2 separate regions of the Homo sapiens genome follow, and region 1 is linked to region 2. Evidence: read pairs that join two places in POLR2A ChIA-PET (ENCODE). Cell type or tissue: PC-9. All regions are shown on one strand. Links, peaks and the distances in the headings refer to the core of each region. The heading gives the core; the rest is flanking DNA. Region 1 overlaps PACC1 (proton activated chloride channel 1). Region 2 holds the start of LINC02771 (long intergenic non-protein coding RNA 2771).

Region 1 (14,890 bases), core at 7,213-11,212, 81 kb before region 2:
CCGGTATGTGCGCTGCCTGCAGAAGCACACACAGACTCCCTGGCATAGCATATGAAGCCCTCCATGGGAGTCCCTTCTCATCCTGACCAAGGCCTACTCACCCTTAAGGCCCTGCTCAAAGGAGCCTTCTCTGCAAAGCTTCCCTCCACCTCAGACTCGAATGTGGAAAAGTCACCAGCAGTTTCAAGCAAACCCAGAGCCACCTACCTCCTGCCGGAACTCCACTGCTTCCCGCCCATCCTCCTCCTTGGTCTTTACCAGTGACATCTTGACCCAGGTGCGGAAGCCCCCAGAGAACTTCCAGCTGGAATAGGCACTCTCACAGGCCTGCATGAAGCCTACCCTGTTTGGGCTTGGAGGAAGGAAGGAGAAGGAAGATCCAGGTCAATGCAGGTCTGGCAGCAGGAGTCGAAGCCCCCACTGCAAGCTGGTTTCTTTGCTGGCACAACCAGGATGCTGCCCACTCCCTGCCTCCTCTCCAAATTGTGATTGCCTCAACAGGGCTGTCAGTCACCAGCAAAAGCAAGGCCCATCCCTCTTTTCTCTCCATTTGGTTTCCAAATGGAGGGGTAGTCACTGGCCTCAAGGCAGGAACATGATCCTTGAAGCTCCCAGTGGGAGAAATCTTCCTCCCTCCTCCCATCATTCCTATCGATGGCTACCAAAGCTGTCGGCAATGAAGTTGGCAGAAGCTCCCCAGAACATGGCGCTCACAGCTCCTCAGAGAACTCTGGACTTCAGCAGAGCCTGAGGAAGCCCTCACCAGCCTGTCAGCTCCCATGGAAGGCCCAAAGAGGGGAAGAGGGTTCCTTGGGGAGGTCTCAGCCAGATGGGTCACCTACAGCATCAGCCCCAAGACGGTGCAGATGCAGCAAAATCAAAGCGAACATAAAAACAAGTAAAAACTGCAGCAGCATACCGAGGAAGCTCACGAAAGGAGCGTGGAGTGGGGGTGGGATCCCGGGGAAAGTCTTCCAGGAGGAAGGCAAGATGGCCAGCTTGAAGCAGGGAAGGGAGAGGGAATTCTAGGTGGCAGAAAGGGTGGAAAATGCTAAGGCAGAGGCTCCGAGCTCTGGGGTGGAAGAACAAAGCAGTGGTGGTGTGGAATGGAGGCAGCTCGCTGCATGTCCAGCTGGGGAGCAGCCTCCCTGCCCCTGTAGCTGCCTCCCTGCTTGCTCTGAATGGAGCCTCTGGGCTCAGCAGGACCTGGTAGGAACTGAGTCCCTCTCAACTCAGGCACATGAAGAAAATTCTCCTGCCCTCTAGGCTCCACGGTGTGACCCCAAAGCAGTGTGTGTGGAGCAGACAAGAACTTTCTGATGGTCAGGGGACATTCATCACTGTAAATCGAAGACTAAGAGAGGTGGCAGAGCTTATATCCTCATACCAGAGATGCAGTAGACCCTTGAACAACACAGGTTTGAACTGGCTGGGTCCACTCACGTGCGGATTTTCTTTTGCCTCTGCCACTCCTGAGACAGCAAGACCAAACCTCCTCCTCAGCCTACTCAACATGAAGGCGATGAGGATGAAGGCCTTTACAATGATCACTTCCACTGAATGAATAGTAAGTATATTTTCTCTTCCTTATGATTTCCTTTTTTTTTTTTTTGGAGTCTCGCTCTGTTGCCCAGGCTGGAGTGCAGTGGCGCAATCTCAGCTCACTGCAAACTCTGCCTCCTGGGTTCAATCGGTTCTCCTGCCTCAACCTCTTGAGTAGCTGGGACTACAGGTGCCCGCTACCACGCCTGGCTAATTTTTTGTATTTTTAGTAGAGATGGGGTTTCACCATGTTAGCCAGGATGGTCTCGATCTCCTGACCTCGTGATCCGCCCACCTTGGCCTCCCAAAGTGGTAGGATTACAGGTGTGAGCCACCACACCTGGCCATGATTTTCTTAATAACATTTTTTTTCTCTAGTTTACTTTATCGTAAGAATACAGTCTATGATATATATAACCACGCAATATGTGTTGTTTATGTTATTGGTAAGGCTTCTGTCAACAGTAGGCTGTTAGTAGTTTTGGGGGTCAAAAGTTATACACAAATTTTTGGCTGCATAGGCAGGAGTGGTTAAGTTTGGTAACCCCAAACCCCAAGTTGTTCAAGGACCAACTGTATTTCAGGCAAACATACATTAAGCCCGCACTAAGGGCAAGATGTGGTTCCTGTGCACACTGTGGGGGAAACCAAGGAACCACACAAGAACTTGCTCTCAAAGGGACTTACAAATCAAAGGCAACTTCCCCTACTCCTCAGCAGCCCCAGGCAATGGTGAGACCAAATGATCTCTCTAGAACCAGCCAGCACTATGTGCATGGAGAGCCAGCATGCTCCTCCACACCAGATTTGCTTAACTTTGTGATAAGATGTTGAGTGGACCGGCCAAGCTCATGAGGTCCCTTCCTGGGCCAGTGGGTCATCTGAGAATGCCCCTTCCCTTCCCTGCCCTCACCCCTCCGTCTCTAGCCTTGGGACATACACAGCTGGAATAAGATAAAAAGTAGACAGTAAGCCCACTGTGAACTCTAAAAGCCCACCTTTGCAGGAACTCCTGGAAAGAAGAGAAGAGGAGGTAATCAATGGCGCTGAAGTCCTCACTACTCTTGTTCAGGCGGAACTGGAGGAAGACCAGCTCCCGCTTTTTCACTTCCCGGGGCCCCTGGACAATCAGGGCAGATTTCTGCAGAGAGAAAAAGGACAGAGTCTCAGTCCTGGGAGAGTACACAGAGGCCTCTGGGTCTGAGGGCAGAAGTACTGACTGGAAAGCCCATAGCTCCTTGCCCAGTGGTCTCCAAAGGGACCACTAGCCAACAACAGGACTGGGCTGGGACTCATGCTCATTCCTGGGGAGTTTTCCCCATATGATGCCCAACCAGAGCTGAATGCAGCTCATCCTCTGTCCACTTTTCTCATTGGTTCTTTGAGTTATGGAAGCTCTTAATTTAGCAAGGATGATCACTTTCATCTGTTATGTGTGCCAATCTTTTCTTCCAGTCTGTCATTTTTCTTTTAACTTTGTTTCCAATGTCATTTGTCCTATGGAAACTTTAAATTTAACGTAGTAAAACCTTAAATCCTTTTCTTTACGGCTTTGGGTTTTGCTTGCTGAGGAAAGCCAAAATTATATCAATATTCTCCTCTATTTCTTTATAGCACTTTTTAATCTTTTTTACATTTAGATACTTTATATACCTGGCTTTAAGCTCTGTATATAGTGTGAAATAGGGCTCTAACTCCTACTTCCCAAACAATGCATAGAGACAGGTTTTGAAGCCTCTTCCCCTCCCTCCTTTATCCTATACTAAATTCCATGCAGAACCAATATCTATGTCTGCTTCTGGCCCTAGCAGAGCCCACACATTTGTCTGTCTCTGTCCAGTACTGTGCCACTTTGATTCCTGTGGTTTTTCCACTGTTCTGAGATCTGGGAAGGTGCTCTCCCTACTACTCTTCCCCATCCCCAAACTTGTCTTGGTTATTTTTGAACGTGTTCTAAGTATGCTTTAAGACTAGCTTGCTTAGTTCCACAAAAAAATTCACTGGGACTTTTAACTGTGATAGAAACTGAATTTATAGATTAATTTTAGAAAAAAATGTCTTTTACATCAACTTTTATAAATAAATGCTCTACAGAGATTTGAAAAAGAGTGAGTACACTGTCAGTTACAAAGTTTTGTGCCCCCACATGTATACACACACATACATACTCTAAATTTATTAACTGCACTATTCAATTCTTATCCTTTCTAGTTTTTGTCTATTTGATCTGTGAATTTCTGAGAGGGGTGTTTAAATCGTGCTCTAAAGTGATGGTATTTTTTACTTCTAACGGGTTTTGCTTAAAATATATAAATGTCATGCTGTTTTGTACATAAAGTTTTGGAACTGTTCAGTCGTCTTAGTGGAGAGTATGGAGTTGAACCTCTTATCAATATTAAACATCCTTCTTGCAAACTTTTGCACGTGGAATTCCACACTATTAATATTGTCACTTCTGGTTTTCGTTGCATCTTCTCAAGACAGCTTTGTCCATCTATTTATTTTTCAACCTTTCTGTACCATTTTGTTTTAAGTGTGCAACAGAAAGCACTGTCCCTGGTTTCTATTATCCATTTCTTCCTTTAGTACTAGAATGGCTTTCCCAACCCAGATTTCAGCAGAATCCACTCCCCCTGCTGGAGCCTCATCTCTGCCCTCAAATGTAGCCACGTGATAAAGTTCCTAATGTGCGAAAGAAAAGGGGACTCATTCAACTCCACCCCATTTCCTGAAAAGGGAACTGCTTGCCCTCCACCTTCCCAGGCCTGGGCATGTGCACAGACACACACACACACACTGCACACACACACACACACACACACACACACACACAGCCCACATGGACCAGAACAATGCCCAGGGGACAGCACAGTGACACACACACACACACACACACACACTGCCCACATGGACCAGAACAATGCCCAGGGGACAGCACAGTGACAAGACAAAAGTCATGGCTGGACTATCCTATGAGGCAGTACTGCCCACTACGCCACACGGCCTGCATGCCAGGACTGTTCTCAGAGAGAGAAGGAGGCTTCTCCCTCATCTCAGCCATTGTATTTGCAGGTTTTGTTTTTATTTGGTAGCTTAGCCTATACTCTGACTAATACACAATTTGTTAGCTGACACTGGAGTGTTCTTGTTTTTTTTTTTTGAGACGGTGTCTCGCTCTGTTGCCCAAGCTGGAGTGCACTGGCGTGATCTCGGCTCACTGCAAGCTCCGCCTCCCGGGTTCAGGCGATTCTCCTGTCTTGCCCTCCCAAGTAGCTGGGACTACAGGCACGTGCCACTACACACGCCTGATTTTTTTATTTTTATTTTTAGTAGAGACGGGGTTTCACCATGTTAGCCAGGATGGTCTCGATCTCCTGACCTCGTGATCCACCTGCCTCGGCCTCCCAAAGTGCTGGATTACAGGCATGAGCCACCACGCCCGGCTGGAGTGTTTTATGGTTGCAAAAAAAATCAAAATGAGGGAACAGCCAAACATTTGGGCAGTGGGAAAATGGCGGGCAGTAAGGAAATAGATAAGGATCCCGCAGGCTGGAAAGGTGGCAAACCTTATTGTGCCAGAGCAGAGCATTTGGTAAAAAATAACTACCATTAAATTGAGAGCATGAAAGAAAGCACCAGAAAATCAGCAAAATTCCGAAGATTTTACAAATACAACAGGATGAGACCCTCGACTGGGGTCACTTTCACATGAACTTGATTAGATGCGAACAGCCAGAAGCCTACACATTTCTGAAATCTCACTGCAAACATAGGCAGTGGCAGGAGGCAGGTAAGAAGCCGCCCTCCAAGTTTGCAATTGTTTAGCCCTAAAGCTGCTCACACAAGCAGGAAGTGAGTGGCACAAGCTGTGCAGCCACCAGGGAGGGCGTATTTTCTAATGTCCACTTCAGATATGGCCACAGAGCATTACCACCAAGGCAGAAGCTCCCAGGGGACGAGGCCAGAGCACACAGGAGTCTCTTTCTGAGGGCAGCAACAGGTTCAAACCAAGGAGCTTACTTCATGCCAAGAAGGCGTCTCACCGGTCCCACCCTGCAGGGTTCCACCACTGCTGCAGAGCAGAGCTGCGGGCCCTTCCCCTTCTTCCTTTTCCAAATGGGAGCTCTACTGCTCTCATCATATTCTTCCTCCACTGCTATATGCTGGTTTGGGTAGGAAACTTGGTGGATAGGGAGGAGATAACTTCTCTGTTAGTTTATAGCTTGTGGACTTCAAGAAATTGATGGAGGAGATGAACCAACACTCAGACTTGGGGGCAGTAGCTGCATTCAACTTCATTTCCATAAAAACAACTCTCTCTTTGTGCCCTTATTTCAAGGGTTTTTACACTCTTTAGTCGAATTATGTAACTATTGTAACAAGTGCAACTGGCCTACACAGGTTTGGAAATGACCCTCACTGACTCCTCCTAAGCATACACTTCAACTGGGGGAGGAGAGGAGGGCATCCAGAGAATAGGCACCTAGTGGGACGGAAGCAGCCACGAGTTTTCATTAGCGTGTTTTACAGAGAGATGAAGGGAGCTGGGAATCCAGACAAAGAGCTTCTATTATACATATAACTCCACATTGGAATTGTTTAAAAGTTGCTTTCCTTTTTGTTTTAATTAGCTTCTACTTCCCTATTCTAGAGTCCATTCTATTTGTTCATCTTGGTCCTTTTCTGTCATTGGTTTCATGCAAATGTCTGGTGACCATTAATTCTCCATTCTTATTTATGAATGAAGGATTAGGTTGACTAGTATAGGTCTGGGTTTTGGTTTCTTCCAAAGTAGTAAATTTCTGTTTCTCTAATAGGCCTCTCCCTTGCATGGGAAAGCTAAGTATGCTCTGTGGAAGCACACTGAGTTTTCCAGTGTGTTTTACTCTGGGAAGAGTCCTTTCCTTTAGTTCTCTCTCCTTTTCCATTGTAGAAGTCTGCTCTGTTTCCTATGCCTACACAAAGAATCATCTTCCCTTCGCTTCTGTAGAGAATGGTTCCAGGGTCTTTTACCCAGAGGCAACCATCCCCAGCGGCTCTGCATACCTGGGGAGGGTATAGGGTGTGTCTGGCCCAGCCAACAGGCAGTCCAGTAATGACTACCCTGCTCTCTAACGGTGCTGATTCCAAGCTGGGGGTTTGGAAGGAAAGCTTGTACCTCTACAACAGGTCTCTCCTTCATCTGTTTTGGGTTAGGGATTTGCTCTAATTTGTTTGCTCCACCAATCTGGCCCAAGCTGTTTTTTATGCTTTATACCAGTTCCTCAAAATGTCTGGTCCACTGGTGATATCCTTTCTTCACGTGCAAAGCTATTATTGATGTTCTAGTCTGTTCTATCTCATTCCTTAGAGAATCATTTTAGCAGGATTTTAGGAGGGGGCCTAGCGTTCACATACTAACAAAAAAAAAATTAGTGTTATTCTTTCATCTTAAAACCCACTAACAGTTCCCTGTTACCCAAGGGAGCAAGTGTGGCTCTACAGCACGATGCATGTTCTTTTCTCATCTGGCCATTACTCTGTCCACAGCTTCATCACCCATCAGTCTTCCAGGGCTCCTGACCCTATGAAACATTTCCCCACCAACTGCAATTGTGCCCAGAGGCACAAGTACAACATGTCGTCTCTTCCCTTTAGGTCATGGTGCAATTTCCTCTGCCTAGAAAACCTTTCCTTCCCAATTTCATCTGGAAAACTATTGTAGCCCCTTTCAATGCTTTCTGAAGCAAGAATATGAAATGAAAAAGATGAGATGTAAATCAATACAAAACGCCTACCCTGTCTTTGAAACCCTGTGCAGTGCCACTCCTCCAGGGCGCTCCTAACCCCATCCCTCAGTCATCCTTCCCAGCCGTGCTGTGTTGTGCACGACAGCATGGCCAGCCCAGGGCCCAGGAGTCCTTGTCCCCAGACCGACGCTCCTTTACGCTGGCGTATTAATTTCAAACTATGGATTCTCAGGCCCCACCTAAGGAATTATAATTCAGTTGGCTTCACATGGAACCTAGAAATTCATATTTTCAAAAAGTATCCTGGCAATTCTGTCAAGTGGTCAGGTATGGGACCCACTTCGCTATATCGCACCAGCCCCACCCTTTAGCCCTGCCATTCTTCCATTGGGGACAGGGTCTCACCGCACTGTCAGGAATCCCTGAGCATTACTCAGCAAAGGCTGGAGGCCTCACTGTCCTCCCTGAATGCAAGTGAGCCAACCACAGCCAAGTGTCCACATGGCACAGCCGCATGTCTCCTTGGGGACTAAGGCCCCACACTGAGTGAGTGGAAGAAGGACTCCTAGGAAAAAGGAAACTTGGGGCCTTGGGTTGCGGGGCTAACAGAGCAGCTGCCCAGACCCAGCTCAGGCAGACAGGAATTACCACAGTCTGATTGGAGAAGGGGTCCGTGTAGTTGATCCTCTGGGTGGTGCAATTCATGTCACCCGGCTGGCCAGGGCTTGTCAGAGGAGGAATGACCTCGTAATGGTGCTTACAGCTGAGCAACTGGGCCTGACCGGGGTACAAGGCAATACCTGGGGGCACAAACAGGAAAAGCAAGTGTCAGAAATCACACTCCTGACCACATCCCTGAAATCATCTCACACCTACCAACAACCTACGTTCTGGACTCCCTGGAGGACTGCAGGGAAGGGAGAAGAAAAGGGTTTCAGAGGGTGAGGAGCCACATCCCCTGGCCTCAGAAAGCCCCGCTGTAGCAGAGGGCACAAGCCCCTCCTCAGTAAGCCCCTGGCCAACCTGGGATCCAGCCGCCCTGATGCCCACATCAAAACCCACTCCACCTCAGAGCCCCGCTCCACACCCTCCGAAGGAGTGTCTCTTGACTCAGCCCCTGTGCCACCCCTCTGGGCCAACACCCACCTGCAGAATCACTGGGAGGCTCTAAACTGTGGAACTCCTCAGAACTCATTTTGTCTCTTAGACTGGGAGCCCCAAGTGTGCAAGTCACATCCCAAGAGTCCCTCCCTCTTCCCAGCCCAGGCACCTCTACTGACAGTAGCTGTCCAGCCTCAAGGGCAGCAATGCTAAGACAGCAGCACATGGCATCAGAGACAGACAGACTTCAGAGACACTAAGACACCAGACAGAGAAAGTAAAACGTACAGATAAAGAAGACTCAAGCAGACACACAGAGAAGAGGGACAAACACAAGACAGGAAGAGATGGGCAGAGGAGCCATGACCAGCACACCTGACTCTGCTGGAGGCTGGCAGGAAGCCCCAGAGAGAGGGCACCCGGACTCTGGCTCTGCCATGTGAGCAGGCCCTCCCACAGGTTACTCAGGGGCATCTGTGGGCAGAACAGGTGGCACACACTGGGTGGACAGGGCCCAAGTCACACAGCTCATGCCTCCTCATTTACTCTACAGCCCCTAGAACATCCAGTGCCAGCCCTGCAGCCCAGAGCAGATAGCTTGCTCTATAGCAGAGTGGACTCCCCACTCAGGGACCAGACACCCCAGTGAGACAGGTATACCCAGTGTGGCCTGGGAGTCCCTCTCCAGGCAGGGTTGAATGGCCTCGCCTCCCCTGCCATCCTCCCCACCCCACAGTCCAGCCTTGACTCCTGCTTCTCCTCATCCCTGCCCTCTGGCCCCAGCCAAGTTAGTCTCATCCTCTCCAGAGAAGCCCTCTGCCTCCCTAGACACCCCTTCGCTCTGCTGATCCCCATCCCAAAGACACTCTCTTCCCATCTATGTGCTTTTCGAGGCCCATCTCAAATCCTACCTCTCTGCCAAGCTTTCCCTGACCCCTCTAGTAGCCTGCAGTAGCTGCTCCAGGCTCTGTCCATTTCTGTCCTCAGCACGTAACACACTCCCAACAGCAGCTCCTTGGGCATAGACTCTATACCTAGACTATGCTTGGTTGGACTCCTCTGCCCTGCCCGTAGTACCACAAATACAACGGCAGCTCAGGGAGTATCTGCCAGCTGACACCCTAGATCTGGGGCCCTGATGCCTGGCCCAGGGGCAGGCTCTACCTGGGGCATCATAGCGATCCACTTCCTTGTAAGACACAGACATGACAGGGTGCTTGAGTTTCTCACGAAAGTCTGTGATGGTCCGGTAGACCAGGAAGACGGCCACAGCCATGAGCAGCAGGTAGATGAAGATGAGTAGGACCGAGAAGACGTTCTTCAGGCAGGCCTTGCTGAAGCGGATGCTGCTGGAGGCGGACTCGCTGTCCAGGCCTGACAACAACAAAACACCATGTGACCCAGGGCACAGGGACAAGGTACAGACAGAGATGGCCAGCAACCTCCAGGCCCTTGCCTGCCTCACCAAGGAGGTGAAGTCACCTGCACGCCCAACCTTTCCACCTCACCCCACAAATCATAACAAAGGGCACCTGTAAACATTTACTACACAGCTTCTCTGCCAGGTAGAGGACACCAAGCTGAAGGAGACTTATTCATTGTCTTTAAGGAGTTTACTCTCAAAAGAAAAAAGATAAAAGATAAAAAACGATAAAAATGTTAAAAGAAAAAGCAAAAAACAAACAAAAAGAACAGAAAAAAGGAGTTTACTCTCTAGAGGGATAGGCAGTTACAATCCAACAAGTGAGCTGGCCCCAACCTACCTCTCTGGCCTTATCCCTCACTGCTCCACTTCCCCAGTTCTCCCAGCTCTAGCTCCACCTCTACTCATCGACTTTCTGTTCTTCTGGAGTGCCCTTCTCAACCCGGGATTCCCTCACACTTACCATTCCCTCTGCTTGATTTTCTTTTCTTCCACAGCTGATGCTTCACTCATCCTAAGCCCCGAAAGCTTTTTGCTTGGCATCTGGCTTCCAACAGTGACAGAGTAGCTTGGTCACGCCATCCTTCCATGGAAGCATTTTAATTTAGAAAGACATTTTCTTGGCCAGGCGCAGTGGCTCAAGCCTGTAATCCCAGCACTTTGGGAGGCCGAGGCAGGAGGATCACCTGAGGTCGGGAGTTCGAGACCAGCCTGACCAACATGGTGAAACCCCTGTCTCTACTAAAAATACAAAATTAGCTGGGCGTGGTGGCGCATGCCTGTAATCCCAGCTACTCAAGAGGCTGAGGCAGGAGAATTGCTTGAACCCAGGAGGCGGAGGTTGCAGTGAGCCGAGATTACTCCATTGCACTCCAGCCTGGGCAACAAGAGCGAAACTCCATCTCAAAAAAAAAAAAAAAAGAAAAAAGAAAGAAAGACATTTTCTTGAGGAAGCCTCTCCTGACCCCTAACCTTTATTTGGGCACCTCTTCCTCAGTGTTCCCAGGGAGCCCTGTACGTCCCCTACTTCATCACTCTGCAATGTCATGTCTATACATCTTTTATCCTCCTAGGCTGTGAGTTCCATGAGGGCAGGGATGGGGCCAGTCTTATCCCTAACTGAATCCTTAGCCCTTCATGCTATGCCTGGAACATTCTGCATTTACATGGTGACTGATTGAACACGTCCTGATGCTATTGGTACAACACAACTCTGTCTCCCCTACCTCCCTCACAAAATCCTGAGGCTAGAAGCTAGATTAATCTCTGTTATGGACGAAACTGTATCCCCCACCCTCAAATTCAGGTTGAAGCCCTAACCCTCAATGTGAGTATATTTAGAGACAGGGACTTCAAGGATATAATTAAGGTTAAATGTGGCCATAAGGATGAGGCCTGATCCAATAGGACCAGAATCCTTATAAGAGGAGGAGACACTAGGAGCACATGCACACAGGAAAAAAGGCCATGTGAGGACACAATGAGAAGGCAGCCATCTGCAAGCCAAGGAGAAAGGCCTCACCAGAATTCAATCCTGCTGGCACCTTGATATTGGATTCTCGCTTCCAGAACTGTGAGAAATAAATTTCTGTTGTTTATGCCACTCAACTGTGGCATTTTGTTACAGCAGTCTGAGCTGACTAAGATACTCCCACAGGGCTCCCTGTGCCCTCTCTGCTCCTCAGCTGAAAATGGAGCTCCCTGAGAAGAAGTCCTATTTCCTCCACAGCCCAGCTGAGCACAAGGCTGAGAACAAGGGAAGCATCTGAACGTAAGCCCCAAAAGGTATCTGCTTGGCATCTGGCTTCCAACAGTGACAGAGTAGCAGTGTCACATCACCCTTCCACAGAAAACAATTATAAACTTTGGACAACATATTTTAAATTATTTGAAGGCACTGGGAGAATGATCAAAAGCAGGTAGAAATTGAAAGAGAGGCTACCCTTGAAAGAGAAGAACTGTACTTGGTGAGATTTATACATCTGTAGCTTTTTGCCTAAGAATACATGCCAATCCCTATAAGGCATGGTTCAGAGTGACAGGGACAAAGTTCAGGGCTGGAAGAGCAGCCAGAAAGTTAAGACAAAACCATGAAAGGGAGGGAGCCACACAGGGGGTGAAACTCCCAAATCTGCAACTAAATATATGTTCAGATCCTTGGCTGGAGAACCCAGGGGGGGCCAGCAAAAAGTAACAACTGGAAATTGAAAGAACTGCATGGAGATTTCAACTACGGCTAATGCAGGGGAGATAGGAGTTTAGAGCTTAAATCTTGCCATATTAACAATATGCCAAGAAAAAAAAATACCCTTCTGAAGATCATAACAGAATCCAGAATCTCTATATCATTCATAATGTCCAGTGTTCAATCAAAAATCACTAGACATGCTAAGAAACAAGAAAATGTGACCTGTACTCAAGAAAAAAGCAATCTATAGAAACCAACACCAAGATGACCCAGTGTTGCAATTTAGCAGAGAGAAAATTTACAGCACTTAAAGGAAAATATCTGAATAAGGAATAAAGACAAGATCAATAGAGAAACAGAAACTAATAACAATGGCCAAATATATAGAATTTCAGTTTTGCAGGATGAAAAAGCATTGTGGAGATGGATGGTGGTGATGGTTGCACAGCAATATGAAAGTGCTTAATATCACTGAACTCTACATTTTAATGAGTAAGATGATGAGTTTTACATTACGTGTATCTAACCACTGTAAAAATGTTTCATAAAATTTAAAAAAACAGATGGAAATTCCAGATCTGACAAGAAATAAATGAAATAAAAAGTTCACTGTATAGGCTTAATAGCAAAAGATGGCAGAGAAAGAGTTTGTGAACTCAAAGTTAAATCAACAGAAACTATCCAATTTGAAGAAAATATTGAAGGAAAAAAAAAACCAAATGGAGCCCGGAAAATTGTTACAGTATCTAGCAGTGTAGTGACATGTAACTGGAGACAGAAAATGGGTCACAAAAAATATCTGAGGCCGGGGGTGTGGTGGTTCACCCCTGTAATCCCAGCACTTTGGGAGGCTGAGGCAGGCGGATCACAAGGTCAAGAGATCGAAACCATCCTGGCCAATGTGGTGAAACCCCGTCTCTACTAAAAATACAAAAATGAGCTGGGCGTGGTGGTGCATGCCTATAATCCCAGCTACTCAGGAGGCTGAGGCAGGAGAATCGCTTGAACCCGGGAGGCGGAGGTTGCAGTGAGTTGAGATCACGCCATTGCACTCCAGCCTAGGAAACAAGAGCAAAACTCCATCTCAAAAAGAAAAAAAAAAAAAAAAAAGACTATTGATATTGGGTTCTAAGATGGCTGAATAGGAACAGCTCCAGTCTACAGCTCCCAGCGAGAGAGATGCAGAAGATGGGTGATTTCTGCATTTCCAACTGAGGTACTGGGTTCGTATCACTGGGGCTTGTCATACAGTGGGTGCAGGACAGTGGGTGCAGCGCACCGAGTGTGAGCTGAAGCAGGGTGAGGCATCGCCTCACCCGGGAAGCAGAAAGGGTCAGGGAATTCCCTTTCATAGCCAAGCAAAGCTGTGACAGATGGCACCTGGAAAATCGGGCCACTCCCACCCTAATACCGTGCTTTTCCAATGGTCTTAGCAAATGGCACACCAGGAGATTATATCCCGCGCCTGGCTCAGAGGGTCCCACACCCACGGAGCCTCGCTCATTGCTAGCACAGCAGTCTGAGATCCAACTGCAAGGCGGCAGTGAGGCTGGGGGAGGGGCACCTGCCATGGCTGAGGCTTGAGTAGGTAAACAAAGCGGCCGGGAAGCTCGAACTGGGTGGAGCCCACCGCAGCTCAAGGAGGCCTGCCTGCCTCTGTAGGCTCCACCTCTGGGGGCAGGGCATAGCCGAACAAAAGGCAGCAGAAACCTCTGTAGATTTAAATGTCCCTGTCTGACAGCTTTGAAGAGAGTAGTGGTTCTCCTAGCACAGGGTTTGAGATCTGAGAACAGACAGACTGCCTCCTCAAGTGGGTCCCTGAACCCTGAGTAGCCTATCTGGGAGGCACCCCCAAGTAGGGGCAGACTGACATCTCACACGGCCAGGTACCCTTCTGAGACAAAACCTCCAGAGGAACGATCAGACAGCAACATTGGCTGTTCATCAATATTCGCTGTTCTGCAGCCTCCGCTGCTGATACCCAGGCAAACAGGGTCTGGAGTGCACCTCCAGCAAACTCCAACAGACCTGCAGCTGAGAGTCCTGACTGTTAGAAGGAAAACTAACAAACAGAAAGGACATCCACACCAAAACCCCATCTGTACATCACTATCATCAAAGACCAAAGGTAAATAAAACCACAAAGATGGGGAAAAAAACAGAACAGAAAAACTGAAAATTCTAAAAATCAGAGTGCCTCTCCTCCTCCAAAGGAACGCAGCTCCTCACCAGCAACGGAACAAAGCTGGACAGAGAATGACTTTGATGTGTTGAGAGAAGAAGTCTTCAGACGATCAAACTTCTCCAAGCTAAAGGAGGAAGTTCAAACCCAACGCAAAGAAGTTAAAAACCTTGAAAAAAGATTAGACGAATGGCTAACTAGAATAACCAATGCAGAGAAGTCCTTAAAGGACCTGATGGAGCTGAAACCCATGGCATGAGAACTACATGATGAATGCACAAGCTTCAGTAGCCGATTCAACCAACTGGAAGAAAGGGTATCAGTGATGGAAGATCAAATGAATGAAATGAAGCGAGAAGAGAAGTTTAGAGAAAAAAAGAATTTAAAAAAACGAACAAAGCCTCCAAGAAATATGGGACTATGTGAAAAGACCAAATCTACGTCTGATTGGTGTACCTGAAAGTGACGGGGAGAATGGAACCAAGTTGGAAAACACTCTGCAGGATATTATCCAGGAGAACTTCCCCAACCAAGCAAGGCAGGCCAACATTCAAATTCAGGAAATACAGAGAATGCCACAAAGATACTCCTCGAGAAGAGCAACTCTCAGACACATAATTGTCAGATTCACCAAAGTTGAAATGAAGGAAAAAATGTTAAGGGCAACCAGAGAGAAAGGTCGGGTTACCCACAAAGGGAAGCCCATCAGACTAACAGCTGATCTC
Region 2 (14,890 bases), core at 3,867-7,866:
CTTTGCGCCTAGGGGAAACACAGGGTTAGATTTCTGCCTGCCTCTGGTTACAACCAGTACATAGCCTTGTTTTATGTGTATTTCTATTAAAGACACCTTCTTTACTCTCTACGGTTGACTCATTGACACTGAACTCATGGTCAACAGCACCATAACTTGTGTCTGAAAGAAGCTTGTCTGATACACGTGTTTTCTCTGTATGGGACATCACGGCCTTCTTGTGCTTAGGAACAAACACCAACACTCTGCTTGGGGGACATTAATTTTTTTTTTTATTTTCATAGGTTATTGGGGAACAGGTGGCATTTGGTTACATGAGTCAGTTCTTTAGTGGTGATTTGTGAGATTTTGGTGCACTCATCACCTGGGAAGCATACACTGAACCCAGTTTGTAGTCTTTTATCCCTCACCCCCTTCCCACTCTTTCTCCCTGAGTCCCCAAAGTCCATTGTGTCATTCTTATGCCTTTGCATCCTCATAGCTTAGCTCTCACTTATGAGTGAGAACAGACAATGTTTGGTTTTCCATTCCTGAGTTACTTCACTTAGAATAATAGTCTCCAGTCTCATCCAGGTTGCTTCGAATATGCTTAGGGGACATTTTAAACAGTGAAATCACCAACACAAAGCACAAAAGCATGAAAAATGTGGCACCAAATAGCCTGCGAAAAGGACACTTGTTTGCATTGTGGGAGCTGAAGCCAGCAGGCTGAGCGGGCCTTGTTCCACCCCCGCTGGGAATGTGCGTGTTGAGCAGCCCTCATTCTTCCCCACTCTGTGTGTGTCCGAGAATGACCCCAAAAGTGCAGCCAGTATTGATTTTGGGGTTACAGATACAATTTCGCAGGTAGGTGAATTTGTACATATGGAATCCATGAATGGTGAGCATGGGCTGCATTTTGCAAGCTCTGTTTGCCCAGTGGTGAGCTGGGTCTCACAGCAACTGGCAGCAAGAGTTGACCAGGCATGAGGATGGTGCAGGGGAGCCATGGAGTGGGGGCCTGAGTTGCTGTGGAGGGTCGAGAGGGCAGGTTGGCTGGTGCCCATCGAGGACTGGGGACCCAGCAGTGCAGCCGCTGCAGGCTCTGGGCTGTGACTTCTGGCTTGCATCAGCACCCAAATCACCACAGATCTTGGACTTCCACCCTCAGTGGGCTGATAATTCAAAATTCACAACTTGGTTTTCCCGTAGAAACCGTGTTATGAGCGGTGGGTTAGTCCTCAGCTTGGGTCACAGAGGCCCATGTCACACCTGGTTAGACAAAAGGGGTCAGTGAGGCATTGGGGGACCCACCACACCTGAAGCCACCCCAGCAAGCCTCCCCCAGGGCTCAGGGCTCAGGCTGTGAGAAGGAGGGGCTCCCTCTGCTCCTCCTGGGGTCCTGAGACTGAGGGGTTCCTCCAGGAATCTCTAGGGAAAGGTGAAGGCAGGAGTACCAGACAGGCAGTGGAAGATGAGGTGGCAGCCAAAGTCAGGGTTTCAGTGGGGATGGGTTACAGGCATCTAGGGCAGGGCGGTGTGGAGTGGATAGGAATACGTGAGGAGGGGCCAAAGAAAGGAAGGTTTCTGCAGCCACAAGCTTCTCTCCGCCTGCTGCCCTGCTTGGCCATGCACATTGTCTAAAGTCACGGCACGGGCAGAGGAGCCCCAGCCTCAGGGCAGCTCCGTAGGAGTTTCCCAGGTTGCAAAGCTGGATCCATGCGAGACCTGAAGCTGAGGCCAAACTCTGCACGGCCTCACTAGCTCTTGCCACTGGAGCTGGACACTATATCGTTGGGATGCCCTCTCCCAGCCGGAGCTGACAGGTGGCTGAACACCCTGCCCCTGCCTCAGACACTCTTGTTTGCCCTGTCCCCACAGGTCTAGCTGCAGTGAGGATGAGGAGTGGTTCAGAAGGAGCATGAGGCACAGCCTGTGAGGTGGGGCCCAGAAGATACTGACTACTCATTAATACCTAACCTTGCTTTGTCTGTATCCACGTAAAGACACCTCGTTTACTCTCTATTGTTGGCTCATGAGCGTTGGACTATAATTCATGCCTGATTGAAGCTTACCTAACCCACGGACGCTCTCTGTAAGGCACAGTGCAGCCTTCTTGCCCTTAGGAACACCCCAAGTTTGACTTGACCCCTCATCCTCTACCTGACCCAGCCTGTTCTGAAAGTAGATAAACAGAGCTCATGGGGAACATTCTTTCTCCAGGAAGATCAAAGGAGGACGAGGGTCCTGGCCAGGCAGTGCTGAGGACTGGCTCCCAGGAGGACTAGGGCCTTCCCTGCACTGGGGAGGAAGGAGGTGTGAGGGTAAAAAGGCCCCAGAGCTGAGCTGGGGAAGGGGGATTCTGAGCCGCTCTATGCATACCAGCTCTGACAGCTGGTGCCTCCGGGGACATCTGCGGCCTGTCCTCCTAGGAAGCTCGGATTCCTGTCTACCTTTGCAGTTTCCTGGGCCCCCAGCTACCTGTGTGGGAGGAAAGGGGTGGCTCATCTGGGAAGCCCTTGTCACTGGGTTATGGTTATCCTCTGGGGAGGGTGAGGTGTTTATTCAGAAGCTGCAGGGAACTGACACCAAAACAGAAGCTCCCTGAACTCATCTCTCCAGAATTCTCCCTTCTGTCTCTTTTAAAGGGTTTAATCTTTACAAGCTCCAAACAGCTTATCCAGTAAAGTCATTCAGCAAAAAATAAATCCTCATTGATAATGGTTTAATTTCCTCCTTCCCTCCCTCAAGGACAAGGATTATCCGGCTAAGGGATCCATTCCCTCCCTCCCTCTCTGTTTTCCCGCATTCAAACATCATTTAATTTACATTTGCTACATGGCAGGGGCTGGGTGCAAGTGGGTTTCTCCCCCAGATAAATGCCTTGACTTATGGATCCCTTCTGCCTAGCTGCCCTGTCTCCCACTGCTGCCCCTCACACATCCCAACTGGGATCATCTTGGACACCTCCCGGAAAGTGCTCCACCCCACTTCCGGCATAGGGCACGCTCTGTCTGGCATGCTCTGGCCCTGGCCATGTGTAGCACCTGCCTTCCTGGTAGCCGGGGCGGCTTCAGGCATTTTTTTTTTTCTCACTGCATGCCACTTCCTTGAAGACTTTTCTCCCATTGCCTCACCAGGCTCAGCCCCTGCCTTTGCGTCAGCAGCCCACTCGGAGGCCTGTTGCCCTGCAGGCTCTGGGGTCTGGGCTTGCTTCTGTGGGATTTCTTGTTTGAACTGGCGTGTGTGTGTGTGTGTGTGTGTGTGTGTGTGTGCGCGCGCGCGCGCGCGCGTGTGCCTGTGCGTGTGCATACTTTCCATCAGTCCTCATTGGAGCTTCCTAGGAGCAAGGATCATTTCTTTTCCTCCCTCTGGACCTTTGATCTATCGTCCTGACTGACTGTCCTGAACTCATGGGTGAAGGGACACCTTGGGCCCCAGGCAGGATTTCTGGGGGAGAAGAATTAGATAGCTGCCCCTTTCCGCACTCCCTGACTTTCTATCATTCTCCCACTGCTACCTGGCTTGCCCAAGGAGGCCACCCCAAATGGGGTTTCAAGGACTCTGATTGGCAGAGAGGAGCTGCTGAACCTAAACAAAACACAGCTCCCCCAAGACAGGGAGATCTCAGCCAGGAGGACTCTGGGATGGTTTTCAAACTATGCAATGACGTGGCCTAGGGATTCCTTGCAGGTGACTGCAGGGCCTGGGGAGTGAGGGTTTGCCTTGTTGGGGTGGGGGAGGCAGGGCCCAGCCCCAAACCTACATCAGTCAAGCAGCTCCTCCAATTTTATTAGGCTATTGTGCTTAGTTGAACTTGAAAAATGTGCTTCTGTGGCCTCAAAGCTTAGAAAACCTTCACCCTATTCTAAACCTACAGCCTTCTATTCCTGCCATACTCACAGCTGTCAACCAGGGGCTGGAGGGTTGGAGGGAGGAGCCCATGCTCGCCTTCTAGAAGCTGGGACCCCAGTGGCCATGTCTCTGCAGGAATCCAGCCTTGAGCCTCTGCTTGCTGCTAGTTGGAGAAGGCAGTGCCCAGGGCTAGCTCAAGGCTGCAAGCGCTCACGGGGGGCCACACTGGAAGGGTGTGGAGAGATGGGACCCTGGCGCTTCCCTGGCCTCAGACCCAGGGGGCTAGGGATCCCAGATGCATGACATACACCAGGAAGTGCCACTTTCTGAAGGAAAGAGCATTTACCTAGGAGTCCAAAGGCACGGGCTCGAGTCCGGCTCCCACTCACCAGCCAAGGGACCCAGTTTACTTACTCACTGTGTAGATGGAGGTGACACCCCACTCCTCCTTCCTCACTGGGTCATACTGTGAAGCTGCCAGTATGCTCTGAAAACTGTTGAGTGCTGTTGACACGCAAGGTGCTGCTGTGGCTCTGGTCACAGTCCCCAGGTGAGGAGGAGGGCCAGGGCTCTCCTGGGGCATTTGGGGCAGCCCTTGGCCTGGTGCTTCTGGGCTGAGCTTGAGAAGAATGGGAGAGTCACCAACTTAGTCGTGGGCAGGGTTCGCTTGGGAGGTCCTGGCCTGTCTTGGTCCATTTTGTGTTGCTATAACAGAGCTCCTGAGGCTGGGCAATTTATTAAAAAAAAAAAAAAAAAAAAGAGGCCGGGTGTGGTGGCTCATGCCTGTAATTCCAGCACCTTGGGAGGCGAAGATGGGCAGATTGCCTGAGCTCAGGAGTTTGCGACCAGCCTGGGCAACACGGTGAAACCCCGTCTCTACTAAAATACAAAAAAATTAGCTGGGCATGGTGGCACGTACCTGTAGTCCCAGCTACTTGGGAGGCTGAGGCAGGAGAATCCCTTGAACCCGGGAAGCAGAGGTTGCAGTGAACCGAGATTGCACCATTGCATTCCAGCCTGGGCAACAGAGTGAGACTCTATCTCAAAAAAAAAAGAGGCTTATTTGGAAGAGGCTTATTTGGCTCAGAATTCTGGTGGCTGGAAGGCTTCAGATTGGGCAGCTGTACTGGTGAAAGACTCAGGCTGCTTCAACTCATGGAGAAAAGAAAGGGGAATGAGTGTGTGCATGGAGATCACATGGAGAGACAGGAAGCAAGAGAGAGAAACTGAGGAAGCAAGACTCTTCTTAGCAACCCTGCTTTTGGGGACTAATCTATTCTCTTGAGAGCCAGAATGCACCAATGAATCTATTCACGAAGGATCTGCCCCATGACCCAAACACCTCCCACTACACCACCACACTGGGGATCAAATTTCAACATGGGTTTTGGCGGGGACAACCCACATCCAAATGGTAGCATGGCCAGACCCACCAACCTGGGCAGTATGTGGGCATCTAGGGTTTTGTCAGGAATGGAATAGGTGGCCCTGGGCCTCCTGAGATGGCTCCAGGGGTTTGGAGGAAGGTGAGCTTTTCTGTTAGGCATAACATTGGACCTTTCAGAGTCAGCCCCAAGACACAAGTCTGTTTATTTCCATTCTTCTAGTCCTGGATGAACTAATTTGCCCACCCTAATCCAGGGCAGGCACAAGACCCAGGTGTCTTCCCAGGGGAAGTGGAACAAGGGTGGCCTGCCTGGTCCAGGACGTCAGCTGAGCAGGAGGCCTGGAAGAGGGGAACTTTTGACTCAGGAGGGCTCACATTAGTGGTAGGCTGGGAAATACCCCACAAGTGATGGAAAAGAAGCAGATGGCAGATCAGGAACTGGATGTGGCAGTTAGGGTGACCTGCAAAGGAATGCAAAAGAACGGGTTTGCAGGTCCCAGGAGGGAGTTGCGGACGTGCAGCTTCCTTCTTAGGCTGTTTTTTCTCCCATCCTCCCTACAGAAGGCCTGTCAGCTTTGCCAAGATCCAGGGGTCTGGAGATCAGTGAGCCGCAAGCCGCACATGCACCCAGGACTGCTGTCTCTGTCAGGCGTCTTTGAAATATCTTTGCATTATACAAGTCATAGGTGCTTGCAGGGGAAAAAAATGCAAACAACAAATGTACGAAGAAAATGAAAGTTCTCTTCCCTGCTCACCAACAGCCTCTGGCCCCTTCTGAAACCAAGCCCAGTAAAAGAATTCCTAACTTGGGAAAGCCAACGACTGGTGTTGAAGTGTCATTCTACCTGCAGGCATGCCTGTTAACGTGCATTGCCAGGTGACAGTCCAAATCACACACCCAGGGTTTAATTTTCCACGAATGTGGGCATCAATGACAGAGATAACCTGAGCAGCAGGTAATCTCAAGCCAGCTCTCTTCAAGTGGGTTGCATTATTTGGTTGCTTACATTTTTGTATGCTGCAAAATTACCTTTCTAGAGGTGCCTGGTTCTGGCTGAAATGGAGTCGAGTTTGGATTAAATGAGCCTAAATCCATCAGTGGAGTTGGATGGGTGACCTGAACCCAGAGATGATCTTCTTGTGTAGGGGGAGGATTGGTGAGAAAGCTGGAGTGAGGACTCTGCAGCAGGAAGTGACCTGAAAGACAAAAGACCATGCTGTCCCGAGGCATCTCTCCCCTGCCGGAAGTCTCTTCCTCTGGGTTAATAAGAACTGGTTGTGGCACTGACTCCATGACCTCTAGGAAGCATTTGAGGAGTGCTCCCCATGTGCTCCTCCAGCCAGCCCTCCATCCCTCTCCTCCTTGCTGGGGAGGCTACCTGAAGCCACCCCTGTGGGCTGCCAGCTGGTCCAGGCAATGCGTGGGAGGAGCGTGAGGTCCCTTTGTCAGCAGCCTGACTGCCTCCTAAAGGACTGGGGGGTGGCAGTGGCTGATTTCTCTCCTGAAGGCTTCCTTGTTCTCATGGACACAGGCAGCCCTCTCCTACAGCTACAGCACACGCCAGGCCATGGAAACCAACCAAGTGGCCATTACTACTCAGTCAAACTCCAACCAATCCAAACCACAGGTGAGGGGGTGGAGGACTCAGAAGAGAGAAACACCGTCCCAGAAAGTGACAAGAACACAGATGCTGTGGTGAAGATCATGGACTTTACCTGAGTTGGGTGAGTCTCCACATCACCACTTACTAGCTGGTAGCTAGTGAGCCCAAAGTGGCTTTGGCTTTGGGCAACATACTTAACCCCTTGAAACTACAGTTTTTCCCTTCCCTTCCCCTCCCCTCCTCTTGTCTTCCCTTTCTTGAGTCTCACTCTGTTGCCCAGGCTGGAGTGCAGTGCCACGATCTCGGCTCACTGCAGGAGGTGATTCTCCTGCCTCAGCCTCCCAAGTAGCTAGGATTACTGGAGGCATGCACCTCCAGGCCCAGATAATTTTTATATTTTTAGTAGAGATGGGGTTTCACCATGTTAGTCAGGCTGGTCTTGAACTCCTAACCTCAGGTGACCCCCCCCCACCCCCACCGCCTTAGCCTCCCAAAGTGCTGGGATTACAGGTGTGAGCCACTGCACCTGGCCTGGATTTCAGTGTTCTTATCTTTAAAATGGGATGGCCGGGCATGATGGCTCACACCTGTAATCCCAACACTTTGGGAGGCTGAGACAGGTGGATCACCTGAGGTCAGGAGTTTGAGACCAGCCTGGCCAACATGGTGAAACCCCGTCTCTTCTAAAAAATGCAAAAAAATTAGTTGGGCATGGTGGCAGGCACCTGTAGTCCCAGCTACTCAGGAGGCTGAGGCAGGAGAATCTCTTGAACCCGGGAGGTAGAAGTTGCAGTGAACTGAGATGGCACCATTGCACTCTAGCCTGGGTGACAGAGTGAGACTCCATCTCAAAAACAAATAAACAAACAAAAATTAAAATAAAATAAATAAATGAAAAATAAAATGGGGCAATAATACTTTGATTGCATTGTTGCTGTGAGGATTAAATCAGTAATGTATGTGAAGGACAGTGTCTGGCCCACAGTAGGAGCTCTCTAGGTGGCATTGTGGAGAGGCAGTGTGTTTAAAGCACAGACTCTGGAGCCAGATGATTTGGGTTAGAATTTTCTTTAGTAGCTGTCTGACCTTGGGCAAGTTATTTTGTGTTTCTGGATAGAATTTTCTTATCTGCAAAATGGGTTCACTGATGTTTCCACAGGGCTGTTAGGATGATCAAGTGGGATAGCACAGGTCAAGGACTTAGATAGTGACTGGCCTTTGTATTAAAAATAAATCAACTGGACTGGTGTGGTGGCTCATGCCTGTAATCCCAGCACTTTGGGAGCCCAAGGCGGGCAGATCATGAGGTCAGGAGATCGAGACCATCCTGGCCAACACGATGAAACCCCGTCTCTACTAAAACACACAAAAAAATTAGCTGGGCGTGATGGCGCACGCCTGTAGTCCCAGCTACTCAGGAGGCTGAGGCAGGGGAATCGCTTGAACCAGGGAGGCAGAGGTTGCAGTGAGCCAAAATCACGCCACTGCATTCCAGCCTGGTGACAGAGTGAGACTCCATCTCAATAAATAAATAAACAAAATAATAATAAATACATCAATATTTTATTAGAACCTTTCTGATGATGGTGAGCATGTGTCTGCTGTACCTGGAGGGCCTGGGGTGTGGTGTGGAGAAGTCAGAGCCTGTGTCCTGGTCTGCAGGAGAGTTTGACCCTATTCTGCCCACACCTGTCTGACTACTTTCTTCCTCAAATTTTTCCAACCTGGATCTTCTAACTTTTTCACCTTCCGTCTCCAGCCACTGTCTGCAATCTCCTCAGACACCTCTTGGTTAGCCCATGGCAGCCCCAGACCCTTGCGGGCAGAGCTGCTGGACTCATTGCTCTGCCTGGGAGGGGCCTGGGCCTGAGTAGCTCAGTGCTGCGCTGCCCTTGCCCTGCGAGCATGTACACTCGCCAGGCAGTCCCGGATGAATCACGCCCCACACCGAGTAGTTAGCCCAACTCGCAACAGAGGCCCTGTGTGCTGCTTTTGTGTGTAGTGTTTCTTTCCATTCCGTGAGTCAGAAAACACCGTCACGCAGCCATGTGATCTCCCTATCTTCTGCCAAGGAGCTATGTGCAAAGGATTGCTGGAAAACCCTCGAGGGATGAGGGAGGGCAGCCGTGACTGCCAAGAGGGAGGCTGAGCTGAGAGAACTGGAGAATGGAAGTCATCTCAGGAAAAGAGCGTTCCGAGGGGCTCTGGTGTGGTGAGACCAGAGACCCGCCCACAAAGGCAGCTGCTGGTGGGTGAAGGGCCCTACCTTGGCCACGTGTGGGTGGGATCTCTACCCCCTTGACCCCTGGAGTATAATCTGATTATTTTGTCTAATTGTAAATGGAAAGCTTGCTTATACAAAATTCCAGATCGATACAGAAAACTATAAAAAAGAAAGGACATATCTCCCACCTGCCACCACCAGATGCTGTATTAATCCAGTGAGACATTTTCCATTTGCCTTTGGGCGTGGACCTGCCAGGCTCCGGTCCATTGAACTCCATTGAGCTCCTAGCTGCAGCCCAGGTCTGTTCCTGCCCCGGTCCTGGGACTCTGTCCTTCCAAACACCACAGGGAGAGGTTCTCATCCCAACTTGGCCATTAGCTTGCTGTGTGCCCTTAGACAAATCACTCTGTCTGAGTCTTATTTGTCTCTTCAGTTAAAAATGAGATAATAGGGCTGGGCACGGTGGCTCACACCTGTAATCCCAGCACTTTGGGAGGCCAAGGCGGGCGAATCACCTGAGGTCAGGAGTTTGAGACCAGCCTGGCCAACATGGCAAAACCCCGTCTCTACTAAAAATACAAAAATTAGCCAGCCATGGTGGTGGACGCCTGTAATCCCAGCTACTTGGGAGGCGGAGGTGTGAGAATTGCTTGAACCCGGGAGGTGGAGGTTGCAGTGAGCCAAGATGGTGCCACTGCATTCCAGCCTGGGCGACAGAGTGAAACTGTTGCAAATAAAATAAAATAAAATAATAAAAAAATGAGATAATAATTGGGCAGACTTGTTGAGAAGGTGGAAGGCATGGGGAGATATGAAAATAACTGCAACATCACAAAAATCTCTTCAATGTATGAGAAGTGCTGGCTTGATGCCCTTTTCCCTGCCTCAGCTCATTTAACCCCAAGGGTGGTGTTGAGCCCAGCTCCTCTGCTCCACCATTGACTTGTCCATGTTGGCCGAAGGCCTTCCCCAGACACCCTAGGATTGGCTTAGGGCAGGGAGGTCTCAGGCTGTGGTTCTGACTGACCACTGAGACCCCATCCCTGAACACTGGCCAAGCCCTGGGGCCGGCACTCACCTGGTTCAGAAGAACTCAAAACCCTGTTTTGTTGCCAGTTTGGAGCCAAAATAACTGTGCCCCCTCCTCCCCCATGCAGGCACTCATCCCCACCATGGCTGGAGTAATAACCAAAGCCGTTCTTGCTCAGAAGCCTTTTCTGATTTCAGAAACCTTTGTAACTTTCCCAACTTGTTGTGTTATCTTTAGATTGTAGTGATTCTTGTAAAACAAAGGGTTTGCGTACTTACCCCAAGGATAATTAATGACACTATAAGAACGTTAGTTCAGCTGTTTGCAAACCACTCCTTGTATTCATTTCAGTAACACACCTATGAATTTATATATTGGAAATCATCGCCATTCCCGCCTTCTAGAAGAGTAAAAGGGGGCTCAGGGGACAAACGTCTCTTAGTATACAATGAGTATTCTGTGAGCCTATTTCCCATGCCTGCCTCCTGGCTCTGGGAGTGCGGAGCCAGCTGCAGGCTCTGTTCCCACTGGCCCACACCCGTCTTCAGGCAGGAAGTCCCCAGGACCAGCACAGCCCCTCCCCACACAGCGGCCTTAGCAGGGAGGGGTTCAGCCCCTCCAGGCTGATCCAGGGCTCAGGGCCCAGGTGGGTCGCTGCAGCGAATCCCCTCATTGGGCTCATCATCACCCGTGCTCATAGACTGTCCCCATGTAGATTCCGCAGATGGTGAACCTTCAGCTACCAGTGTGTGCGTCCAAGACTTTTCCACAAAAACAAGACATCGCAGAAACTCTCCCCGCCCAGGTTGTGTGTCTGGGCTCCAGCCTCAGTTCCCTCAATCTGAGGTCCTGCTCCCATTGTGTGTCCCTTGAACCCTGTCCAGGAGATGGACAGAGGCTGCCTGCCTGCTCCCGTTTCCACACCCTGGCCCCAGGATGCATCCTTCTGCCTACTGGACATTAGCTGCCACTTCCACCTGCAGCAAGGAGCCACGGTCACAAACCTTAGGCCCTGGGCCCTGCCTGATGGGTGAGACCATCCTTGTTGGTGGGGTCTCAGACTTGGTACCCGTCTCTGGTCCATCCTGATTTACTTGAAGGACACAGCCATGCCTCCCTACAGGCAGCAGCCGAGCAAGGACTCTAACCCAGGTCCTTTCGTGCCAGACCCCACATTACCTTGTTCATACTGTGGCAAGGACTGTGGAGCCAGGGTCCCTCAAAGCCAGCCTTGGGGTAGAGAAGAGAGGTGAGCTATGAAGAGGTGAGACAGCAGGCAGGTCCTGTGGAAGGCAGGAGGCCTCACAGTGGGAGAAGGTCAGTGAGGGTGATGGAGAAGTGGATTTGGGGAATCAACCAGGAGGGGCCCTGTGGGGCTCTCAGACCTATGGCCACTCTGGGGCTGCCTAGAGACTGTCATAATAACCACAGTCATTATGATGATGGTAGGTAGTATTTAGTGAGCATTTACTATATGCTGAGTATTGGATTACCTGCCTTCCTGTATTACCTTATTTTATTCTCATGGTAACCTGCTGAAATAGGAGCTATTATTATCTTCTGCTTTACAGGGGAGGCCGCTGACCCTTGGGGAGGCTAAACAACCTGCCCACAGGCATTCTCTCATAAGCAGATCTGAGATGAAAGTCCAGGCTGCCTGATTCCGGGCCCCACTCTCTCTGACTTCTAGAATTATTTGCTTCTTGGAAAAAAACAAAACCACCCTGCCCAGATGGTGGGGAGTTGGGGGTGTCAGGAGTTTCAGTTTTGTAGAGGAAAGATAAGTGCATTTATGTGGTTTCCACACAGAGGCATACCTTTGATTGTAGGGTCTGGAGAGGGGCCCTTTTGGAGAAGGTCATCTTCCCTGAATGAAGACGCAGCTCTGGTTGGAGGGGCCTCTGAGAAGCAGCCAAATCAGTCCTGCTAACCCACAGGCCAGTGAGCCATGGCCAGACCACTCTCCCATTCACAGAAAGTGGGTCTGTGCCTGGGATACACGGAAGAATAAGTTCAGTACATTCAAGGCCAGGCATGGTGGCTCATGCTTGTAATCCCAGCACTTTGGCAGGCCGAGGCAGGAGGATTGCTTGGGGTATACCCGTGGGCTGCCAGCTGGTCCAAGCAATGGGTGAGAAGGTTCAAGACCAGCCTAGGCAACAAAGCAAGACCTCCAGCTCTAAAATAACAATAATAATGATAAATAAATAAATTCAATACATATGCCAGGCCTTGTTGGTTAGAGACCAATGCTTAAGAGCCTGCGGAAGAACAGCTTACGACCACTCTGTGGTTTTTCCTCCCCATTTGGCTGCCTGAGCGGTGCAGTGGGAGCTGCAGATCAGGCTTCAGTAGGCAACAGCTGAATAGGCGAGAGGGTATCTGCACACCTTCTGGCCAGTCTTGACCTCGGGTTGGGTAGCAGCGAGCCTTGGGGTTTTCATGAACAGGTGACTGGGCCAGGTGCAGTGACTCATGCCTGTAATCCCAGCACTTTGGTTGGCTGAGGTGAGAGGATCGCTTGAGGTCAGGAGTTTTGAGACCAACCTGGGCAACATAGCGAGACGCCATCTGTATTTAAAGAAAAAGAGAGAGAGAGAGAGAGAGAGAGAGAACAGGTGGCTTAAGATAGGCAGGTGAGGAGCGGGGCCCTCAGTGTGAGCCAGTTATTGTCCATGCAGCCCTTTGGCCAGCCCTAGCTCTGCTGCAGTGTCTGGATCCAAGGGCTTCCCTCATGTGCTGGCTCAGCCTGGCTCCTCTGCTCCTTCACAGGTCCGCGGATCAAAACTCTTTTTTCGTATTTCCTTGAACAAACCATAGGTTGTAAAACTGCTGCAAACAATTATTGTGAAGCCAGAGGGAGAAAATATTAAGATATGTGGTGCTTTAACTTTTTGACTGGACTCACAGTAAGAAATGTATTTTATATTGTAATCAAGTGTGTACACACACACACACACACATATACACTCAGATACACACAACTAAAACAGAAATTTTCTTGAAACAATTATTAATTGTACTATATGCAATACACTTCATGTTTTGTATTTCATTCAATTTCATTTAAATAAAATGTGATTTGAGATGCTAGTTAGTGGGTCATGAAATCAATTTAGAGACTCTCAAACTACATTAAAAAACACCAGGTTAGCTGAAGATGCTGATAGCTAGAATAACGAACAGACTGAATAGTTCATCTGTCTTGACTCCCCCTGGGACCTGAATTTTCTGAGGTCAGAGGCTGAGCCCTCCCTGTAAGTCCTAATGTGGGATCCTGCACCCATTAACCTTCTGAAAATACAGACACTATGGCAAACACCAGGACTCCAAGCAGAAAGGGGGTCCAGGGGAGAAGGCAGGAGGTGCCTGTCTTCAGAGTTAACATTTCGTTGGGATTTATTTAGCCATAAAATGACTTCCAGGGAACAGGAAACAGGTTGAATGAGGCTAGAGAACAAGATGAGGACATTAGAGGCAAAACACTCCCCAAAGCTGTTCTGAGCATCCTGAGCATTGCTGTGTGATCAGCACAAAGAGGAAGGAATAGCGAATGGTTAAGAGGATAGACTCAGGAGCCAGCTGGCCTTGGGTGGAACCTGCCTTGCTATGCCTCAATTTCCTTATTCCTATAAAATGGCGATGTAGTACTATTCAATTCTTAAGAGTTGTTACCTAATCAGTATGCCAGTTATCAATGCTAAAAAAATAAAGCAGCTGAACTGCCCACACAAATCAGGCTCCAACTCTTGCCAGCGACGGTCAAGATTTTGGGGCTCCAAGTATGTGGGCAGGTCCGTGGCTTTCTTCCACATTGTGCAGAAAGGGGAGAATGTGGGTTTCTGGGCGCAGCTTTGCAATTCCAGCAAGCCTGGCATATGTCTTAGATGAATGAATAAAGGATGAATGGGTTCTCTTTTCTCTGTCCCCACTGACATTGCTTAGCTGAGGGCAGGGCCTCAGCTACTAGACTCTCTATTCCATACTCCACACTCTTGCTAAAATGATCTTTCTAAAGTGCAAATTTGAGAATGTTTCTTTCTAGGAGGAATCCCTATATTATGCCCCTGCTTAAACCCTTGGAAGGCTTTCAATGGTCTATGATGCATTCCAAACTCCCTTCTAGGCAAAGCCTCAGGCCATCTCTCAAACCCACTCTTCTTCTTTTTTATTTATTTATTTTTTATTATACTTTAAGTTCTAAGGTACATGTGCACAACGTGCAGGTTTGCTACATAGGTATACATGTACCATATTGGTTTGCTGCACCCATCAACTTGTCATTTACATTCGGTATATCTCCTAATGCTATCCCTCCCCCAGCCCCCAACCCCCTGACAGGCCCTGGTGTGTGATGTTCCCCCGCCCTGTGTCCAAGTGTTCTCATTGTTGAGTTCCCACCTATGAGTGAGAACATGCGGTGTTTGGTTTTCTGTCCTTGTGATAGTTTGCTGAGAATGATGGTTTCCAGCTTCATCCATGTCCCTGCAAAGGACATGAACTCATTCTTTTTCATGGCTGCATAGTATTCCATGGTGTATATGTGCCACATTTTCTTTAACCAGTCTATCATTGATGGACATTTGGGTTGGCTCCAAGTCTTTGCTATTGTGAATAGTGCCACAATAAACATACGTGTGCATGTGTCTTTATAGTAGCATGATTTATAATCCTTTGGGTATATACCCAGTAATGAGATTGCTGGGTCAAATGGTCTTTCAAGTTCTAGATCCTTGAGGAATTGCCACACTGTCTTCCACAATGGTTGAACTGATTTACACCAACAGTGTAAAAGCATTCCTATTTCT

The links. ChIA-PET counts read pairs that join two places held together with the same protein. Peaks named below come from ENCODE experiments on the same cell type or tissue, not always from the same donor. Only the 100,000 strongest peaks of a DNase experiment are listed, where the experiment ranks them.
Region 1: POLR2A ChIA-PET joins it to region 2 with 5 read pairs; 3 of 35 experiments call an interaction of 5 or more read pairs at or near these places.

Annotation. Positions count from the first base shown.
Region 1 is chr1:212,377,355-212,392,244 of GRCh38, forward strand. It overlaps PACC1 (proton activated chloride channel 1), which reads right to left. Exons shown (of 8, transcript NM_018252.3): 3 at 9,537-9,746; 4 at 7,920-8,071; 5 at 2,541-2,683; 6 at 208-352. Among named protein-coding and RNA genes, the nearest start is that of PACC1, 30 kb to the right of the region's middle. RefSeq lists a silencer at 7,729-7,912. In PC-9, for the core only: no CTCF peak of the experiment used is centred there; no DNase peak of the experiment used is centred there.
Region 2 is chr1:212,461,416-212,476,305 of GRCh38, forward strand. LINC02771 (long intergenic non-protein coding RNA 2771) reads right to left here and starts at 11,463. Exons shown (of 3, transcript NR_183725.1): 1 at 11,262-11,463; 2 at 6,252-6,418; 3 at 5,401-5,682. It overlaps LOC124904506 (a long non-coding RNA gene), which reads right to left and starts at 4,532. Exons shown (of 2, transcript XR_007066870.1): 1 at 4,249-4,532; 2 at 250-1,251. RefSeq lists enhancers at 577-1,091, 10,167-10,667, 10,668-11,168 and a silencer at 6,532-6,826. In PC-9, for the core only: no CTCF peak of the experiment used is centred there; a DNase peak (open chromatin) is centred at 5,686; H3K4me3 peaks cover 964 bases; H3K27ac peaks cover 1,948 bases.